2 separate regions of the Homo sapiens genome follow, and region 1 is linked to region 2. A link is an interaction called in ENCODE POLR2A ChIA-PET data of the cell type or tissue named here. Cell type or tissue: OCI-LY7. All regions are shown on one strand. Links, peaks and the distances in the headings refer to the core of each region. The heading gives the core; the rest is flanking DNA.

The links. Peaks named below come from ENCODE experiments on the same cell type or tissue, not always from the same donor. Only the 100,000 strongest peaks of a DNase experiment are listed, where the experiment ranks them.
Region 1: POLR2A ChIA-PET joins it to region 2 with 5 read pairs; 3 of 35 experiments call an interaction of 5 or more read pairs at or near these places.

The regions. Positions count from the first base shown.
Region 1 is chr14:42,321,756-42,324,677 of GRCh38, reverse strand. No RefSeq gene overlaps it. Among named protein-coding and RNA genes, the nearest start is that of LRFN5, 720 kb to the right of the region's middle. In OCI-LY7, for the core only: no CTCF peak of the experiment used is centred there; a DNase peak (open chromatin) is centred at 1,547; H3K4me3 peaks cover 914 bases; H3K27ac peaks cover 1,017 bases.
Region 2 is chr14:42,387,595-42,390,516 of GRCh38, reverse strand. No RefSeq gene overlaps it. Among named protein-coding and RNA genes, the nearest start is that of LRFN5, 780 kb to the right of the region's middle. In OCI-LY7, for the core only: no CTCF peak of the experiment used is centred there; no DNase peak of the experiment used is centred there.

The DNA.
Region 1 (2,922 bases), core at 285-2,784, 66 kb after region 2:
AACTGTATTTGGGCAATTTCTTAAGGCAGGACACTTGGTTATGAGAGGTCCCCCATTGTGTTGACTCGGTGTTGCTTGAGTCATGTTGTTGTGTGGCCCCAACCAAGCCTTTCAAGTTCATAGCTGGTCACTTCATAGATGCTCTGAGTTTTCAGTATTTGGTGTGGGGACCTTAGTTGGCTGATTCTTGGGTACTCTTGGGCATTTGGTATTGCTGGCTGCCCCCTGGATGCTCTGGAATTTTTGGTATTGGTGTTTTGTCTAGGACTGTGAGTTGAAGTGCTACCCTAGTGGAATCTTGGTCTTGCCTTTTCTTGTTTTCTGCCCTAAAGTTATCATTTTTCATAATGGCATTTTATTTTCTTATTGTCACTGGATTTATACTTCCTTCTAAACTTTGCTTAATAAAAATACTCATTTTATCATATTTCATTCACTGGGAAATGCTTATAATCCACTTTTGTAATACCGTGCTACCTATACTTACACCTCCTCTTCAGGAAGTGGGAATCTAGAAGGAAAAAAAAAATAGCAAGAGTCCAGTTGCTTTTCCTCTTGCTAGACTTAAGAAAATTGTATTTTCCTGTATTAACTGGAGAGCAATGAAAGGATAAAGATGGCAAGTGAGAGGCACTGACCTTCACAGCAATGAGACAGCAGAGATAGCAGTGATCAGCAGTAAGACAGCGAGACGGTGGTGATCAGCAGAGAGGCAGGAAAATGTGCCCAGTAAAAATCCTGATGGATGTGGGGAAAATGAAAAGCATCCCAGAGGATTGTCTTCTGGGGCGTTTTTTAGGCTACTGGAACAAATTCAAATTCAGCTTAAAGAAAAAGAAACTCATTTTCTCCTGAAACATTGCTTACATCTATTACACATTAGAAAACCAAGAGATTTGTACTAAACATGTTCCTATACATTATAATGCTATTTTAAAGTAGAACTTACTCTGTATAAAGGAAGGAAAATGAAAGTCCCTATGTACAGGATTTTATGACCCTTTATTGGCTCATGTTACTTCCAGGCACCAGGAAGCCACACCTAAGGGATCACTTCCTAGCTGCTCCCCGTAGAAGGCCTATACCTTCCCCAGTCTCCTCAGTCCCACAGATCTGAAGACAGCCCTGCCAGTTTTCTAATGCAAGATTCCACCCCAGTGTCATCAGGCATCCTTCCCTCTTATACAACTAGCCTCAGCCTATACCTTCACTGACCAAGAAAGTAAGTCCAGCCAGTACCACCAGGATTGGGGCCCCATAGCCCCTAAAGTCAAACCTGTGTCTATTGCAGGAGATAGCTGATGGGAATGGGGGAACACTTAGAGTACTTGTGCCATTTTCTAGACCTGATTTGCTTTGTAAAAGGAAATATTTAGCCAGCTTTCAGCGGATCCAGAAAAGTTTATAGAGGAGTTTTTGTTAAATTGACAATGTTCTTGATTTAACTTGTCATGACTTACAATTATTGCTTCTTCTTGCTGTGCTGCTGGAAAAAAAGCAGAAGAGAAAGTGTGTGGTTAAGCCAGTCAATTATGCCAAGGCTACAAAAATAACTCAGGGAAAAGACAAAAATCCCACTCTGTTTCAAGGTCATTTGGTTGAGGAACTTAGGAAATATGCTAATGCAGATGCAGACACTCCAGGAGAGTATATATTTTATTACTCAATCTTCCCCTGACATTAGGAAGAAGCTACAAAAAGCGGCCATGGGACCTCAAACCCCTATGAGGCAACACTTAAACGTGGCCTTTAAAATTTACAACAATAGAAACAGGGCAAAGAGGTTAAAAAAAAAGGCTCAAAAGTACAAATGTTAACAATTACTTTAAGCCCCTTGCGACCTGAGGGTTACCCATCCCAAGAAAGTATCATGAAATCAACATCTGGGATGCCCAGACAAGAGCCTATGACTTGCTCAACCCTGGACAAAACCAGTCAGCTTACTGTAAGCAAGAGGGCCATTGGCAATGAGAATTTCCTAACCATCCCCAGTGAGAGGGAAAAAAAAAAGCTCTCTGTCAATACTAGAGCTAACCTTCCTTCTTCCACTGGCCCCAGTGAGCTATCTTAAGTAAGTTTGCTGAGGATCTCAAGCCCTTGACCTATCAGACAGCTTTCCTCAGTGGCAGACAGGCAGCTGCCTGAACATTTTTCTTTGGTGTCTCCACTGCTAGGTGAGCTTTCTGGCAGCTCTGTGACTCTTGAGTTCTTCTCTTGAACAACTCCATTCGCCCCTCCCTTCCTTATTTGATGGTGTGGAATCCACTCCCCTGCCTCTCCCTGTCTTCCATACCTCTTGGGACAAACAAAATTTGGCCATGTAGACAGGTCCCAATTTTGTAAATAACTTGAATCCAGTGTCTTGTATAAGTCACTTTGTGTGTTGTCTGTTGTGTCTAGCAAGCTATCAGATTGGCTTATAAATAAAAGAGTTCTCATAAATTAAACAAATAACACTAGTCTAAAATTGTTAGTTTAAAAAATGTTGTGTTTTTAAATTTTAACTTTAATATTTTCACCTTGGTAAATGACTGGTGCTTATAGGCTTTAGAATGGCTAAAGTGGCTTTAAAATGCAAGCTTTTTATAGTAAATAATCTTAAAATTGTGGTACGGGTTCTCATCTATAGAATGCCAATGTCTGGTGGGCAGTTAAGAATTTCTTACTCCTACCTTTATATAAAATGTGCCAAAGAAGATGTATGCTTTATTGGGAAATAATTGTTTTTGTCTAACTTGGAAGTTATTAAAAGACAGATTCAAAATATAAAGAAATTAGTGAGTAGAAAAGAGAGATGTGAAGAAAGTTATAGACAGAAGTTTTTTTTTGCAAAAAATTATATAAAGAGTAATTTTGCATGAAAAAGGGTCTTGTATAGTAAATTCTTGTCCTAGAATAAAATAACTGTTTTTTAAAAGATAT
Region 2 (2,922 bases), core at 279-2,778:
TATTTGGGATACAAATATAGGTTCATATCCAAGTTGCCACTAAGCATAAGACATTAAGCAACTTAATATTACCAAACACATATTAACACAATTTTAAGTTAATGCAGTTTAAATAAGTGCATACATAACTGAATATATCATTTTAAGTATACATGTACATGCCATTCAAATACAATGAGACAGATTAATGTTGGCCTTTTTTGGTATGTATTATAGAATTGCAATATTTTACAGGGGTTCTGAGAAACAAAGGCCATAACAAAGCAAGGTGCTTTCAAAGGTACATATATTGTGTCCCTTTTGTATAAAACAAATCACTCATAGGGCTCCTTTCCATTCTCACTGCCCTAAATAATTCACTTACTAGAATCAATTTGTGTCAACTAAAAATAATTAAGTATATAAAGTAATTCTAGTACCTCCCTGTGCTTGCTCCTCTCACGCTCCACACTGGTCCCAGATTATGGCCCTAAAGTTTGTGACTGATTTAGTTTCTGACATATAAAACCATTTAATGACTTGTCACACGCAGAATAAAATGAAACTTCCAAGCAGAATATAAAAGCCCCATCACAATCTATTCTCACATTGTTCCTTCCTCAACTCCCATTATAACATAATATACCTTAATAAAACAAGACAAACACATTCAAATTTTATAGTCTGGTGCATTTATTTAGCTTCATGCATATAATAAGTAGCAGGAACAACAGAAATTTCCATTCCTTAGCAAAGTCGGAATGCATTTTTAAAACAGTGATATCAACTTAAAAAGTATTTTCCCCAATTCCTTCAAAATTGTACCAATCCTTTCAAATTCAGTTCACAATATAACTAATTTTTTTGATGACCATCTAAGTGCCTAAAATTACAACCGTTTCTTAATGCTTAAGATAAATCTTTGTCAGTCACACATAGAAATACCTATGACCTGCTTAAGTAATTCTTTATGTATTTTATAACATGGTTGAACATAATTGTCCATCTCTTACATTCCCTTCTCCAAAGTCTATTTATTCTTTTTTATAGCAGAAACAGTCTACTTATACTGGACAAAAGTCTAAGTAATTGTTACGGTCACTAATCTCATAACCATCAAATTCATTTCTACTTTGAGGAACAGTTCAAGTTGACTTATTGCTGTGTCTAAGTAATTAAGAACTAAAGAAGTTGAGAATTTGATGAGTGTTCCAGTGTAATCCAAGCATTACAATAGAAACAACTCTGAGTATTTTTTAAAAATCAGAAATTTAATTCAGGAAATTGGTCTCAGAGGATGAGAGGCTTCTAATGTAAAAGAACTAGACACTGAAAACTACAAACTAAAACTAAAAGACATTAAATCTGATGTAAATAATTGGAGAAATATACCATGTTGATGATCAGAAGAGTTAAAATATCAGTCCTTCCAAAATTGATCTACCCCTTCAGTAAAATCACAGTCCAAGCAGGCTTTTCTATAGAAATAAGCAAACTGATTCTAATAACCATAGATAAATTGGAAAATCCTAGAAGGAACAAAGCAAATATGAAAAATAAGAGAGAAATAGGGGAGCCAATACTTTTTTATTTTCATTTTACATTTTAATACAGGGTGTTTTGGCATGATTGTAGTGAAATAAATCAAAGACCAACCAAATATAATAAATAGATACAGATTTGACAGACATTTATCCAGATGGAAAATAAGCATATGAACATATGTTCAACACAATTAGTCATGACAGAAAATGTATGTTTCCGGAGAAAACTATAGTACACCTATTTTAGATACCAGCCTTGTTCATTGTTTTTAAGTTTCTATTATTTGCCTACAATTCAGATTGAATCCTGAATTCTTCCCTGGCTAAAAGTCTCCTAACAAACGTTTCCAAATTTTTCCTTCCATATTATTTTTGACATGGGCTCACTGAAAATAAATGCCAAATTCCTGAGGCCCTACAATGTGAAGCTAGTCAACTTGGCTTCGAAGAAAAATCACTGCTACAGCTTATATTTGGACAAACTTTACACACAGACTACAATCTAGGAAAATCTGTTAGATGGCCATGGATGTTTTCAGCTGACTGCCCTGCAGACTCTAGAGGACTAGCTTGTAGATGGCTCCATAAATTGACCTTTGTTCTTCCTCTGTTTTCATAGAAATGCCTCTTATTAAATCTGTGTGCCTGCATAATATTTAGAAGCCTAGCTTTTAGGGACCTTCTGCAACATCATCTCCTGAAACAAGACCTACTATTTAAATTGAATTGGCCTATGCCCAGAAGTGAGAGACTGGTTTAATGAGGTCCTTTACTATTTAGTTATTAGATTAACTCAGTTATTATTTTTCCACAACCACCACCTTAGCCTCTAGTATGTGAAAACTTCTTGGGAAATGTTAGGGCTCAGGGACTGATGCCCCAAGATATGGCACTTTACCTGCTGATCTGAAGAAGGAGTCTCAAGTTCTCCCTGACCTTTCCCCATCCTCTCAATCCTATGTCTCTTACAAAGCACAGGATGAAGTTGTTCTCTGACTTTTCCTTATCTGCCTAAAGAAGAAAACATGTATCTCTGGCCCTTTCTCTGAGTTTTCATTAACTGAACTCGTATTGCAGAAAGAAAAACTGAAGCCAGTCAACACACCTGGACAGATTTGTCACAAACCATTATCTGCCCTGCGGGCCCAACAGACTTTGTCCCAGCACGTTGTGTGAACTACAAGCCCATTAAATTCCCCTAAAATTATTTATGTTTCCCCCAAAATTATCCACACTTCCCCATCTCCCATTCTCCTAAAAAGAAGGGCATATAAACATCTGTATCCCTTTGAGTGGTGGAGTAATCACTTGTGATTTTCCCCACCATGCATGTTAATAAATTTGTATGCCTTTTTATCCAATTAATATGCCTTTGTCAGTTGATTTTCAGTGAACCTTC